3 separate regions of the Homo sapiens genome follow, and all the other regions are linked to region 3. The links are chromatin contacts, found by Hi-C or POLR2A ChIA-PET in ENCODE. All regions are on one chromosome and are shown on one strand. The core of a region is the stretch at or near the end of the contact, and the rest is flanking DNA. Distances in the headings are between cores, read along the strand shown. Region 1 has its middle 140 kb from the start of LINC00392. Region 2 has its middle 37 kb from the start of KLF5. Region 3 has its middle 190 kb from the start of KLF5.

Region 1 (2,700 bases), core at 25-2,524, 170 kb before region 3:
GAAGACAATGGACATGAACAATGTCATATGCTCCAAGACCTGCTGAAGTCATGCCCCCTCTGATCTTCAGAAGGACACAAATATATTTTAAAAGGCCACTAGGTCGCATTAAAGCTTTTTTTTTTTTTCCCAAAGGCAACTGGGAACTCTTCAATCACAAATTTATGGAAATTAATGTAATAATCATTATCATAATATAAATAATTGCCATTTGATAAACCTTCCTATGTACCAGGCATCACACTATACATTTCACAGAGCAATCTCCTTTAATACTCACTAATAACTCTTGAGAGTAGATATAACTCCTATCGTCATTTCACATGTCCCTAAGGTGACACGGTTAGTAAATGGCAGAGTTGAGAGGCCAATCAGATCTGTCTCATGGCAAACAGTGAGAGCTTAATTATGACACTTTCTCCTCTGAATTAGGCAAGATGGTTTTGTTATAACTGTCTTTTATATTTGAGCTATAATATATGCTAACCTTAACTTTTATGTTTGCCTTAATTTCTTAGTTGTATTTTCTTCCTGCCTCAGTATTCTCATTTATTAACTTATTGCTTCTATTTGTTAGTTCTTATTAAATCCTGGAGAGAGAACATAAATAAATGAAATAAACAAGTAACTTTACTTATATATTACTTTAAAGTTCAAAGACTTAATAAACTCAAAAAAAGAATAAATACATTCATTGCCGAATGCAAACATAGTTATGAATCAAAATGCCTTGGGTACTTAATAACATATTGCACATTGCAATATTGAGTAAAGATAGGAAATAGAGCATATACCATATCCACCATGGGATTACCAATAACTTTTATTACCACAATAGAATTGATTTCTCCATTTCGAAATTCTGAAAAACAATCTCTGTGAAAGCTTTTCAGTCAGCAAAAGTGATTAAGACATTTACTATACGTCTTATTCACAAGCATCCCTGAAAGCAGAGTGCCCACTCACAATGATTAGTTAGTGGGTCAGCCTGAATCATAAGAAAGAATGAACCTGACTGAATCACCCGTTCCACTTCCTGTAGCACCTGGTTTTCTTTGGGTTGTTGCCACTCACAAATTGTCCCAGCCAAAGCCTATTCAGCTTATGAAACCTGATAAGGTCACAACCAGAGGTAGTGTGGTAGTGAGATTCACTACAGTGCTGGTGTAAGAGTTGGGAAATCCATGACTATCTAAAACCAATACACATTTATCTACACAGTTTTATGATATATGGAACCGTATTGTTACCAGTCATCTAGACAAAGCCTTACTATTGACGCACTGGAAAGCAATGCAGGAAACTACCAATACGTGTCAAAATGAATATTGGAGTTCTTAACATTTCAAAATGATTGAGGTACAAAGTGTCTATTAAATGTGGCCGGTGCTCCTGTGAGTCATCAACCCCACCACTGTTCTCACATGAGAACCATTCTTGCTGCACAGCTTGAGAGCCTCTCAGTGCCTCCTTCTATGAAGGCGTAACCCAAACTCATCATCTCCACCTTCTAGGGGTAAGGAGGGAGATCTCATCTGTGTGAGCTGGAGAAGAATCATTACTTGAATGGAAAATATTTTAAAATAATATTTTTGTTTCAGCTTGAGGAGGGCAAGCAATGAGACAGAGAGAAAGAGAGAGAGACTGCTTAGACAATCCTTGTTTGCATTCATTGTAAAAAAAAATACCATGATATGAAACCTATAGATTCAGACCCCTCTTACAAGCCTGCCAATGGGCAAGTCATCTCTTGTGAGTAGATTTACGTGAACTCAGCTCATAGCAACTGATCTATAAATCATTTGCTATGAGAAATTCAACTGTCAGTTATGAAGATTCCTTGAAGAGCTAAAGGTAAATCTACAATTCGATCCAGCAATCCCACTACTGGGTATCTACCCAAAGGAAAAGATGTCATTATATGTCATTATATGAAAAAGATGTCATTATATGAAAAAGACACTTGCACACATATATTTATAACAGCGTAATTCACAACTGCAAAGATGTGGAACCAACTTACGTGCCCATTGACTAATGAGTCAATGATATATATATATATCTCACATTTTCTTGTATATATATATATATATATATATATATATACACACACACACACGAAATATATATGTATATGTATGTATTTATTTCTTGTATATATTATTTCTTGTATGTATATATAAGAAATATATATATATACACACACACACTGTGGAATACTACTCATTCATTAAAAGGAATGCAATAGTGTCTTTTGCAGCATCTTGGATGGAGCTAGAGGCCATTATTCTAAGTGAAGTAACACAGGAGTGGAAAACCAAAAACCGTTATGTTCTCACTTATAAATGGGAGCTAAGCTATGAGTACACAAATAAAAAATTTGGGGTACAAGTGGTTGAAATAAAAAATATATATATAAAGAAATTCAACTGTCAGGAAGGTTGGAAGATCAGTACACTTTATCCCACCACCCAGCCAGGTGGAAAGGCAAATCATCTGAAGGTTGCATGGTGAGGAGCATGGAGGGAATCAGAATGGAGGACTGAGCTGACCTTAAACAGCATGAGATCCTCAGCCAGTAGAGGAGGGTCTTGCCAAGTCTCCCCTGAGATTTGGCTTCTGTGACTCTCAACATTTTCTAGGCCTCCGTATTTGATGAGCCTTGTTATCAGAGATGTTTCCTCCAAGTCAGGAAAGGAA
Region 2 (2,700 bases), core at 61-2,560, 150 kb after region 3:
TTATTTTGTATTTATTTTGTTTTTTAGAGACAGGGTCTCACTCTGTTGCACAGGCTGGAGTGCAGTGGCCTGATCATAGATCATAATTCATTGCAGCCTCAAATTTCTGGGCCCACCTCAAACCTCCTGAGGTGGATTTGCCACCATGCCACGCTAATTTTTTTAGTTTTTGTAGAGACAGGGTCTCATTATGTTACTTAGGCTGATCTCAAACTCTTGGGCTCAAAGGATCCTTCTGGCTCAGCACCCCAAACTGCTGGGATTACAGGCATGAGCCACCTGTGCCTGGCTAGCTTGCATATTTTAATGTTGCCGTTATATCCAATACTGTAAATAAATTCTAAGGGCTCCACAAACCCTTGGGGCTGGTGTGTTTGCACATATTCTTACCTTACTCCTGGAGTCTGCCTCTATTGTTAGACTTATCACTCTCTATTGTCATGGGTATTTGTCTATCCCACTAGATTGAGAGCTCCTTGAGGGCAAGACCTGTGGTTAGCATCAGATCAGGTTCTAAGGAGATAATTCGCAGGTGTTTGGGGAGTAAGTAAGTGAATTCCTTTGTGTTTGAGTGCACTGGAAGATTGTTCTCACCCACATTCCTCTTCCACTCCCTCTTTGCTCTCCATATACCATCTGATCTCCCTTCATTTTCCTGTGCGCAGCCCCCTGCTTCTCTCCCAGCGTAGGCCTACTCCTGACTTTCTGATCTCTCCGCTCGCAGTGCTGGAGACTTCAGGCTGGAAGCCTCAGGGAAGGCCTGCCCTGGGTGGCTCACCACAATTATGTGAGTTGCTAATCTTGATGTCATTGCTTGTCCTTTGGATATCTAAGGTGTCCCACTAAATAAGATCACTAAGTGACCTTTAAGATTCCTAACAATTCCAGGATTGTAAGATAAAAGAATTCAGGTCTATTCATTTTCATAGAAATTCCTGCTTCTGATACCAATGAAGTAGCAAGTCCTTGTCCTTTAGAGTCAGTCTACAAGTCAACCGTGGAAGGCAGGGAGGAAAATGTAGGCTCTAAAGAGAAGAGTAAAAATACATAGACAACATGGACGGATAGTCAGACTCACTCCCAATCTCTGCCAAAATTTGAACTCATCCTTCTCCCTTGTCCCTTTGCCGACCCTGGAAGGAATTTACACTAAATGTTTGGACTATCTGCCCAGGTATCAGAATTGCCTGGAACACTTGTTAAAATTCAAATTCCTGAGGCTCCTGCTGTACTCTTTGGAGGCTGGGGGCAGCACACCCCAAATTCTGAGTCACCGAGGCTGGAATGGTGCCAGGAATGCAGATGTTTAACTAGTTCCTCCAATGATGACACCTGGCCAGATTTAGAAACCAGGGACCTAGGGCAAGACTCACTAAAAAAATGCCAAGACCTTACCTCCTCCAAGGCTCCTGCAATCTGCCAGTAAGTAGATTTTGAGTAACTGAGGAGCTTTAACACTTGGCTATTAGATTAAAGTGGGTTTTGGTAGAGTGGTCAGAAACAAATAGGAGACGGCAAAGAGTTGAACTCAGCTGGGAAAAATCTAATGAGCTTTTTTGTTGTTGTTTTAAAGAATATACAATATGGCCAGGTGTGGTGGCTCACCCCTGTAATCCCAGCACTTTGGGAGGCTGAGGCAGATGGATCACCTAAGGTCAGGAGTTTGAGACCAGCCTGACCAGTATGGTGAAACCCTGTCTCTACTAAAAATACAAAAGTTAGCTGGGAGTTGTGGCAGGCTTCTGTAGTCCCAGCTACTAGGGAGGCTGAGACAGGAGAATTGTTGAACCCGGGAGGCAGAGGTTGCAGTGAGCTGAGATCACACCACTGCACTCCAGCCTGGGCGACTGAGTGAGACTCCATCTCAAAAAGAAAAACAACAACAACAACAAAAAATTAGCCAAGTGTGGTGGTGCATGCCTGTAATCCCAGCTACATGGGAGGCTAAGGCAGGAGAATCACTTGAACCTGGAGGCAGAGGTTCCAGTGAGCTGAGATCATGCCACTGTACTCCAACCTGGGTGATGAGTGAAACTCTGTCTCAAAAAATATATAAAAATTAAAAAATAAAAAATATATATACAATATGATTTGGTGACACAAAGAGGCCTCCACAGGCTGGAGAAAGGACCCCATCCAAGCGTAAGCATCAGAAAAGCAGGTTGTGTTTGTCTGAATGAAGAGGATGAGAGGGGTTTAAGAACATGGGAGCAATTACAGCACAGCCATGAAATCAAACATGAAAAAATTGGAAGGCATTTTTTCAACAAAAATCTAATAAGCACCCATCTGCCACGTTCTAAGGTGCTAAGCTTAGGTGCTCAGGGCTCAAGGCCCTCCACGCATGGTCCTTGCCTTAAAGAAACATAACCCAGTGAAAACCTCTGATATCAGCCAAAAGCAATTAAAGCACTTAAGGCCAACTTCATTTTACAGAAGAACATCAGGAATGGAGCATCTAGGAATTTCTCATTTAAGCTCCAGGATTCTGATTCCCCGACGGGGAGATGAAGTAGTTGCTTTGGCCGGGCACGGTGGCTCACGCCTGTAATCCCAGCACTTTGGGAGGCCAAGGCAGGCGGATCATGAGGTCAGGAGATGGAGACCACCCTGGCTAACACGGTGAAACCCTGTCTCTATTAAAAATACAAAAAATTAGCCGGGCGAGGTGGCGGGCCCCTGTAGTCCCAGCTACGCGGG
Region 3 (2,766 bases), core at 175-2,674:
TGTGATTGCCGGAGCTGCAACAACCATTTTGTGAGCCTGAGGATGAGAGCAGAGAGCCTGATTCCTGATGACATCAGGGAGCCGCCATATAACAGACCAGCTTGCCTACATCTGGACTTAAATGAGATCAACGTAAACCCTCATCTTGTGGAAGACACTATTTCACAGTCCCTATTAGCAGCTGCAGATTATAACTTCTGATACATTCTCTAAGAAGTTTTTGCCCCATGCCCTGCCTGAGCTCCCTGCTCCGGGACACTCACCTCTCAGTCCATCACCTACTTCTACCTTTCAGAAAATGATTGTTTTCCCTCTATGCCTCAGGCCTTCTCTCTGCCAAACTCCACTCTAGCGAAAAAAAATTGTTTTCATCTTCTCAAAGATGGCTTTGGTACTTTAACTATTTTTATTTATCTTGGAATGTATTTATAAGCCACCACCTTTTCAAAAAATTTACATAAGGCAGTTTATCACCTAGCTAATCTGATTATTTAATATGCATCATTGGGGTAATAGAAGAGGTCATGGTAGAAAATAAATGAGAAAGTAAAATATAGAGACAGTTGTATTATGCCCATGATAGCTAAAGAAATAGAAATGGAATTCTTTCCTACCCAAATACCCTTATGTAAACAAACAGGCAATCTTTTTAAGCTTTTAAAAAAAACAGTTGGTGAAGATGATTTAACTAGAGTGAGATTAAATAACCACAGCAAATTAAAATGTGAGCTATCATCAATTTTTTTTCAGGGGCCCAAATGCAGCAAATTAAATGAAGTTTAGAAACATTCTTCTCAAAAACATGGGCTTCTTCTTTCGAAAACTCATTCCTTGCTGGAGTGGCTACTTCATTTGCTCTGTTTATTGTCATTACACTATCAGCAAGTTGGACCAAAGGCACTTACAAACATGTGTGATTGTTTGGGTTAAACTGCAGCTGCTCGTGAGGCTGTTCATACTGACCCCATCTGGAAGGCTGGCTACCGAAGCAGCCCTCTTTCCCTGACTATTCTACTTTCAAAGACTCTTCTCCTTTCAAAGACGATGTACACTTATCTTTTGCACCTGAGCTTGCTGAGAAGGCCATGGAGACACTGCTTTTCTGCAACCTACCTCCTTGGAGCTGTTCCCAGCTTATTCTTCTTGCCTGATTAAAGCTTAAAGCAAACTCAGAACTGGGCTCCAAATGTTGCTTTCCTATTTCCTTTGCAACTCTGTAAACTGGGTTTCTGTCTTTAAAACCCGTAAGTTCTTCCCTTCTTCTTCCTCCACTAGGATCTGATAATCAGTAGGAAAAGGAGGAGAGAGAGGAGTGGGGGACGAGGTGGGGGAAACAAACTGTGCCTGAAAAACAAAGTTGTTACTCTTGAGGCAGAAGGCTTGCTTCCAAAAGCAGTGACTCACTGCACTGAGGGACATTGTCTTGCCTAATAAGTAAAGGCATGTGGCCAAATACACACCTGCCCACAGGTAAGGAATTTAATTCTTCCCAGGACTGCAGATACCATGAGCTTTACATGCAAACATACAGCTTTGCTTCTGCATATTTGCATGGCAATGATTTCTAGATTTCCATTCCACTCCACCTCTCGGCTGTCATTTCACAAAACAAGTGAGGAAATGGCCATGTGCTTAGGAAACTCAGAAGCTGATGGTTAAAAAAATCAACTGCGCCACAGCCTCCTCTCTGAAAACTTATAATTTTTATTGGGAAATTCTGATCAACTTCGTTATGTTGTATCTTTAGTTTCTCTTATTTAAAAAATGCCTGAAATATGTGTACTCTGATTTTTTGAGGTGTTTTAATGTATCAAAAGGGGCATTTGGTTGTAATTATCAATGTTATTTCAGTTTTAATTTAAAGGACCTTATCGCAACTTTATTCGTTATGTACTATAAACGCTATCTCCACCTCTGCCATTTAATGGAGAATTTTTGATTGATGACTCTCAGATCTCTATCTCCATCCCAGATCACTTTCCTCAGACTCATATGTACCAACAAGAGATGTAGTACAGTGATTAAATGAAAAATTTTGAAAGGCAGACTACTTATGAAGCCCAGCTCCTCCATTGACTGCTTATGAAGCCCAGCTCCTCCATTGACTGCTTATGAAGCCCAGCTCCTCCATTTACTATGTGACTTTGGATAAATTACTTAATCTCTCTGCCTCAGTTTCTAAATCTATAAAATAGGAATAATACGATATTGTATTAATTCTAAGAGGGACGTTTTAACATCTTTGAATCAAGATGTGTCTTACAATGGATGGTACCTTAGATTTGATGAAATAAACTAACAATAGCTGTTAGGGTGGCTGTGGGAATTAAATTGATCAAAATATACAATTTATGACAATATTTGGTGTATACTGAGCTTTCAATAAATGTTAGCCAGTATTATTGCATTAATGGGCATATCATTTTCAATTTTCAGGCATCTCAAACTCATCTTTCCTTCAAAGATGATTCCCCTATATTCCTTATTTTGTTTAATGTTAGTCACACAAGTCAGAAACATAAAAATCATCCCTGGCCATTCCTCTCCTTAAGCCTCCACATTCAATCACTTAACAAGCTCTCTTAATTTTACAGTCTAAACATCTCCCATCTTTCCTCTTCTTGCCATGCCCACTGCCACTGCAGTCATCATCTCTGACCTGGAACACGGCAGCCTGCCGTTCAAACTCCACTTGGCCTTTAGAGTCATCTTCCTGACATGGGAATCACATTCTAACTCTCCCTGTCTCCAACTTTTCAGTGCCTC

The links. Hi-C counts contacts between places; a loop is a spot of excess contacts on that map. ChIA-PET counts read pairs that join two places held with the same protein, here RNA polymerase II (POLR2A). Pooled maps may share reads with other maps.
Region 1: a pooled map shows a loop between it and region 3 (4-fold over the local background). The contact joins two enhancer-like sites. A Hi-C loop is called at or near these places in 1 of 168 maps with a recorded cell type or tissue (Caco-2) and 3 of 50 pooled maps. POLR2A ChIA-PET finds 5 or more read pairs at or near these places in 3 of 52 experiments (A673, H1 and activated T-cell).
Region 2: a map of PC-9 shows a loop between it and region 3 (10-fold over the local background). The contact joins two enhancer-like sites. A Hi-C loop is called at or near these places in 1 of 168 maps with a recorded cell type or tissue (PC-9) and 1 of 50 pooled maps. POLR2A ChIA-PET finds 5 or more read pairs at or near these places in 3 of 52 experiments (BJ, MCF 10A and WTC11).

Annotation. Positions count from the first base shown.
Region 1 is chr13:73,420,110-73,422,809 of GRCh38, reverse strand. No RefSeq gene overlaps it. Among named protein-coding and RNA genes, the nearest start is that of LINC00392, 140 kb to the left of the region's middle. Within about 2 kb of position 1,274, at least 6 of the 41 ENCODE cell types and tissues checked have a DNase peak (open chromatin) inside an H3K27ac peak, as active enhancers do.
Region 2 is chr13:73,094,966-73,097,665 of GRCh38, reverse strand. No RefSeq gene overlaps it. Among named protein-coding and RNA genes, the nearest start is that of KLF5, 37 kb to the right of the region's middle. Within about 2 kb of position 1,310, at least 3 of the 41 ENCODE cell types and tissues checked have a DNase peak (open chromatin) inside an H3K27ac peak, as active enhancers do; they include PC-9, where a contact is called at or near this core.
Region 3 is chr13:73,247,554-73,250,319 of GRCh38, reverse strand. No RefSeq gene overlaps it. Among named protein-coding and RNA genes, the nearest start is that of KLF5, 190 kb to the right of the region's middle. Within about 2 kb of position 1,424, at least 4 of the 41 ENCODE cell types and tissues checked have a DNase peak (open chromatin) inside an H3K27ac peak, as active enhancers do; they include PC-9, where a contact is called at or near this core.